Regions from separate parts of the Homo sapiens genome. Here region 1 is linked to region 2. The links are chromatin contacts, found by Hi-C or POLR2A ChIA-PET in ENCODE. All regions are on one chromosome and are shown on one strand. The core of a region is the stretch at or near the end of the contact, and the rest is flanking DNA. Distances in the headings are between cores, read along the strand shown. Region 1 overlaps SHLD1 (shieldin complex subunit 1). Region 2 overlaps GPCPD1 (glycerophosphocholine phosphodiesterase 1).

Evidence for each region. A loop is a pair of places that touch in the nucleus more often than their neighbours do. ChIA-PET counts read pairs that join two places held with the same protein, here RNA polymerase II (POLR2A). Pooled maps may share reads with other maps.
Region 1: a pooled map shows a loop between it and region 2 (6-fold over the local background). The contact joins two enhancer-like sites. A Hi-C loop is called at or near these places in 9 of 37 single-sample maps with no recorded cell type and 9 of 50 pooled maps. POLR2A ChIA-PET finds 5 or more read pairs at or near these places in 6 of 52 experiments (A673, H1, T-cell and 3 more).

Annotation. Positions count from the first base shown.
Region 1 is chr20:5,841,570-5,844,686 of GRCh38, reverse strand. All of the region lies in intron 2 of SHLD1 (shieldin complex subunit 1), which reads right to left. Among named protein-coding and RNA genes, the nearest start is that of CHGB, 68 kb to the left of the region's middle. RefSeq lists an enhancer at 301-370. Within about 2 kb of position 1,531, at least 4 of the 41 ENCODE cell types and tissues checked have a DNase peak (open chromatin) inside an H3K27ac peak, as active enhancers do.
Region 2 is chr20:5,585,072-5,588,375 of GRCh38, reverse strand. It overlaps GPCPD1 (glycerophosphocholine phosphodiesterase 1), which reads left to right. Exons shown (of 20, transcript NM_019593.5): 5 at 2,107-2,182. Among named protein-coding and RNA genes, the nearest start is that of GPCPD1, 24 kb to the left of the region's middle. Within about 2 kb of position 1,480, at least 2 of the 41 ENCODE cell types and tissues checked have a DNase peak (open chromatin) inside an H3K27ac peak, as active enhancers do.

The DNA of each region.
Region 1 (3,117 bases), core at 282-2,781, 260 kb before region 2:
TCAGCCTTACCAATAGCTACTGCCCCATCCTGGCATTAGAGTTGAAGGGATGAATCATAGTGAACATTACCCATCTCACAGCAGGAGGACTATGATTATACAGAGGTCCCTGGTGCACCCTCTGCAAAGTAAACATGATCCTAGTGTGGGCAGAAACAGCAGGTGCCTCAGTGTGTGGGAGTGTCAAACACAGAAGCCCAGGCTGGTAGAGCCCTCCAGCCATCCCCAAACACATCCCTCTAAGGGGGACCTGCACCAGGATGTGGGTGGGACTGAAATGACTCAACCTCCAGAGAGCCTGATGGTGGCAGTGGTTTTTGTAAGTTGATGACAGCTATTAATCAAGCAAAGAGCTTCAGGAAAAGTTTGAGTTAGTAAATACACTGAAGAAGAGAAACAGGCAGCATTAAAAATAAAACAAAAAATTGTGAAAATAGGCAGAGAAGATCTAGAGTTCACAGAATGACTGCTGGCTGAGTCAGAATCACAGCGCTGAATTAAACGGGCAAGACAAGAAGGAAACACCATGAGATCAGTTATAGGAGATCACTCTCAACACCCATGCCTCCCATTTACACTTGAATTTAAGGAGAGCAAAGCTTTGAGCCTTCTCTCCTGAAGCACATAACATTGGAGAACACAGAAAACTCAAAGAAACTGGAAAAAAGCCACAAAATCTAAAATTTGCGTGATACAACTTACGCAGAAAAGGAATATAGACAGAAGACAAGTGAAAACTGAGGCTAAGTGACAGAGAAAGATGGGTTTGGGATGCATTTGTGTTGGGAAATTTTCTAACATGAGTTATTAAGGGCTAGAAGTGAGGAATACATGGAATTGAATTTCCACCTTCGCGAGGATACCTCTAGTGTGGTCACAGAAATAGTTACTTATTTTTGACAAAAGAATATGGTAGACAAGATATTCTGAAAATCCTTCCTGTTACCAAACATCTAAAACTGTTGGATAAAATATTTTTGAAAAATCTTTTAAAATGTTTGACTGAGCTGGTAACAAAGCAAGGAAAGCCTGTACAGACCAAAAGCAAAATGAGAATAGAAGTTCTGAGAGGTCTGCAAACCCTGAGCTGGTGTCTAGACCTAGCATGTCAGCTTCAACGTCCACACAGGGTTCAGGACACAAAGCCTAGGGCCATGGCAAGGTGGGGGTGCTTAACAAGAAATCACCACATAAAGCTGAGAGCCCTGAAGTTACGCCACCAGAGAAAAAGTGAACTAGAGAACAAAATACGCCTTGTAAAAGGTTATAGTAAAACAAAACAAACAAAAACTTGTCTTGGCCTTGGCTCTGGGTAGAGAGAGAGAGAAAAAAAAGAAATATCTGCCCCAAGATTTAACCTGATAAAAGAAAATAAAAGGAAAAAAAAAAAAGAAAAAAACAATTGATCATGAGCCAGAACTCACATGTGTTTGTGCTCAAATTGAAACTATTTTTGTGGTCTAAAAACCTCTAAGCCAGCTATTTATTTTAATATGGTTCCAGACTGACATGCCCTCATATGTCTAGTGAAAGCAAGCGTAAACCTTAGAGGGATGTACTTTCAACCAAACACCAAAAGAAACCGTCCACACAGAGTTCCATTGAACATGAGCTCAAAATGCACAGGGAAAAAACAAATCTACCTTTACCGAGTGGGAGTAAGCAAAGTGAGCCAGCAAACAAGGCCCATGGTGGCTTCAGATATTGGCGTTAACACAATCAGGATATAAGGCAAATATGCTTAATATGTTAAAGAAATAAAATGGGAAGTTGAAAGTTTGAGTTAGGAACAAGAGACTACAAAAAATGAACAGGTAAATGAGAAAAATAAACAAAAAGCACAATGAGAAAATGTTAAATTACAGAAAAAGAAAAAATATAGTAATAGGTATTTATACCTCAGCAAATAGGTAAAACAAGACTAGAGTCCAGTGGAAAGATAATTAGAAAATAGAAATCAGAGTTGAAGATATTACTTACAATTTAGCATAGAGAGAGAGATAGAGAAAAAAATAAGAGATATGGAAGTCAAAGTGAGATGGTCCAACATGCATGTAATTGGAATTTCAGAAAGAGCTAACAGAGAGAACGAAGGAAAGGCAATGCACAATGAGACAACGAGTTAATGGGTGGGAATTTCTCAGAACTGATAAAGCACAAATCCTCAAATTTATTAATCACAATGTTCTGTAAACAAGAAGGCAATGAAACAAGACCTTCAAAGTTCCAAGAAAATAATTACCAACTTAGGGACGTGCAGGCAATGGTGAAGGAGTTAAGACATCAGTCTCTTAACTGGCCAGATCGACCAAAATAATAAATGTCATACCCAGATTGCCCTTATATCCAAAGCTCATTTTCTAAAAGTGCTTGAAATAGACAATATTCTTACCACTTAGGCTGATGTACAGAAATTTTATCTGAAGGTAGAGGAAGGAGCTACATACAATTTCAAGGTTTTCTATTCCTTTAGTGACACATCTATTTAATTCACCAAGGTAGTCCAGCTATCCTTGAAACAGTATTCCAATGCTAGACTCTGATCTCAAATCACACGTGATCATCTTAAAAGTATACAGTTCATCTCCACTCTATATTTTGTTTCTGAAAGTTTCATTCCATAATAAGCCAGTTATGCAAAATCATTCAACTTCAAAGTTGTTCTAGGTTGGTTTTATAAAAATTGTAAAGGCTATTAATGTTTTGTAGACAATGTTCTCTTTCTCCATAGTCAACTATTTCCATTTGCTTTTTAAGTAACTTTATCTTCCTAACTCAGCTCATGCGTGCTGCTCTAATAGCCTCTGCATTGCACTACTGAGTGTGCAGCCATTGGCCCACAGACAAAGATATCTATTCCAAACACTCTTTTGGAAAAAAGGGAAAATAATTATTTCTACTCTTTCATGATATTCACTCTTTGAAGAGATCATGAGAAAGAAGCTGTTTAAGCTTCAAGAAAGCAGTTAAATGTACTTTTAGTCAATAAATTATGCCAATCATAAGATAAACAGAGGCAGAAATTATGAGTCATGGAGTTATTACTGATAACATTTACTGCCTTATTAACATTTTAGAATTTTCTGTTATCTAAGGTTCTCCATAAATTTCATTTCA
Region 2 (3,304 bases), core at 231-2,730:
GTGCCACCACACCTAGCTAATTTTTGTATTTTTAGTAGAGATGGGGTTTCACTATGTTGGCCAGGCTTGTCTCAAACTGCTGACCTCAAGTGATCCACCTGCCTTGGCCTCCCAAAGCGCTGGGATTATAGGCATGAGCCACCATGCCTGTCCTATATTTGCAACTTTTGAGGTTTAGAAAGTTTGATATTTAAAAAACACATTTAAAAAATATTTCAGGAAAAATGTTATAGTAAACATCATCTAGAATTAATTTGATTTTCTTTTTAGTATAATGGATACGAAAGTCACCATATTTTTAAAAGAGCAATTTCACATTACATTTTTAAAAAATCTACCCAGTCTACCAATTAAGGTGAACTATTATAGCAGGGAAGTGTTTAGCTAGAGAAAAAGAGAATTTTATTTAGTATCCCAGGAGTAATGATTTGAAGAAATATATCGTGCTATTTTAGTTTTTAAACTTCAGAAGTTTGAGGATTTCAGAAAAGAATTTAGCCTGGTTATTTTAAGTGACAGGATTATTTATTGCATTTAATAATTAATAATGTGCCTAATTTGTTACATATTTGTTATTGTTTGGCTTATCGTCAAATTTAATCAATATTAAAATCCTATAGAAAGTGTAGGAGAATATTTTAATCCATTATTAATGCCTTCTAAAGATAATAGAGAAGCTTTTATGCCTAGGCTTTTTAAGAGTATGTATAGGCTGGGCACAGTGGCTCACACCTGTAATCCCAGCACATTGGGAGGCTGAGGTGGGTGGATCACGAGGTTAGGAGTTCGAGACTAGCCTGGCCAACATGGTGAAGCCCCATCTCTACTAAAAATACAAAAATTACCTGGGTGTGGTGGCACGTGCCTTTAATTCCAGCTACTCAGGAGGCCGAGGCAGGGGAATCACTTGAACCCAGGAGGCAAGGGTGCAGTGAGCCGAGATTGTGCCATTGCACTTTAGCCTGGGTGACAGAGTGAGACTCTGTCTAAAAAAAAAAAAGAGTATGTGTAATATAATGCCTAGAAAAGGGCTCAAAGATTATATGTGAAAATCTTGATGGTGATTATCCCTAAATGGTATGATATGGGTGAGTTTTGTATTTTCTTTTTGCTTCTCTGTATTTAATTACATTTATGTAACAAATAAAATACCTTGTAAGATTATAGTTTGAAAATGTGCTTCCAAAATGTGTATTTAAGGGTTTTATTTCAGCATAATAACTAGTGAGTTTCTTTTTAAAAATTAAAGGAAAATTAGAACACTTAAATTTTAGTCTTTTAGGTATACTCAGGGAATCTTTCATGGTTACTCACTACCGCATATGTTATCAACACATAGCTTTATGTTCTTTTTTAGTAGGGGAGCTTGATAATGGAAAACAGTATGAGGAATTGTCACACTGTATGAGATTTTAAACTAAGGCATAAGAATGAAACCGGATGTTAGTTCCTCTTTTATCACACTTGCTCTTCAAGTTTACCTGGCCACATGTCCCTTCTAGAATTTCCCGTGTTCTTTAGAAACACTGGTTCCTATGATATGAGAAATCTTCCTGTTTTTCACTTAGTATTCTTAAATATATGTAATAAATAACTTTATTATGGTTCTTTAGTTCCTTGAGTAGCTTGCGATAATTGTTCTTGAGTACTTGTTCCTACTATTTTTACTATTGTAGGCTTGTTTAGGCTTTTTCTAAATGCATAGAGCAGGAGGTACATACTTTATCTAGCAATACCTCATTGATGGCTGACATACCAAAGAAAGTATATATGATATTTATCTTAAGAATTAATATCAGTTAAAAATGAAAATTTCTTTGAAACAATTGAGTATTGTAGGCAGATTTAGGAATGGGTTTGAGACAGTTCTGTGTGCCAGTTCATCTCATTTTTCTTTGTTTACTGCCTCACTCTAATTTTCTTCCAGCATTTCATCTTGTTTTGTGATCTGGTACATTCCAGGCTTTTGGCATATAATATTGATAATAAGATGAATCTTTTGGTCTCATATTTAGTATAAGATTTAGGCCACAAACATCTAATGGAGTCATGGGTAGAAAATAAGATATAAGAAATTATTGCAGACGTTTAACTTTTAAATTGCAGACTATCGGTGGTCCATGTCAAGTGATAGTTCACAAGTGGGAGACTCATCTACAACCACGATCAATAACCCCTTTAGGTATGGGCATTAACTGCATCTGTTTGAGGCATATGCATAAAGTTACTAATATGCTGCACAATGGCTTAGTGGGATTTAATAAATTTTTATTCTAAAGTTAAGGTCAATGCATTGTCAGTGCTACAAATTTCACTGAGCATTTCATGGATCTTTCAAAACAACAGTTTTTAATTGCCTCTTAAAATAAACTTTATTAGAAATATTTACCTAGATATTTTTGTTTTCTTGGGTTAGATTAGTTTATTATGAAATATTCACTTTCATTTGGAATGGTTAGGAAGTTTATAAGATACCATTCTTCTTGACTGAGCATCCATAGCTCTATTTGTTTACTTGCTCAGGCTTAACGAACATTTGAAGAAAAAATTAATCCAAAACAAAGATTCTTAAATTTTTAACTTTGAATATTAATAGAGTAAGTTATTCTATTTTTTCTTTTCTTCTTAATTTTTTTAAGAGAAATTGGTAAATACTTGAATAAACTTGTATGAATGAATTCAAATTTCTTAAATTCCCTATTGGCTATGCTAGAATTGCTACTTGGAAAGTTTTCTTTTTTTTTTTTGTCTTTTTTTTTTTGTAAGTTGTTTTCTTTTAAACACATTAACTTTTCTTATGCTTAAATATGGCATTTCTCTTCATACAAGTATTTTTGAATTTCTTAGTCCATATTGAAAATCGAATTTGAAGTTCACTTCACATACATTAAATTACCCACATGTATTCATCTGTAAATTGACTCAGTGCTGAGAAATGTATCTTTTAGTTTCTAGGTAAAGTTAAAATTGAAAGATAACTGGATGCCAGTTTTCTGGTTTAAATTAGAAAGCAGTGGGAGTTTCTGCTTTATCCTGGAGTAAGGACACATCTCATTTAAACAGTATCTCATTCCATCCTCTTTATTGGATTTTCTTTTTGTATGTTTTAATACATTTTTGATAGTGTATTTAGGATTTTTATGAGAGTATACTTAAAATTATAATATTCCCATACTGAGGTTGGAACTTACTAGGTATTGAATGTTTTAAAAAATTGTATTTTAAAGCATCTTGCAGTTAAATATATTTTATTATGAGAAGTGGGATGATTTTGTTTCTATCTTTTAGAAAGGAATGTATACTT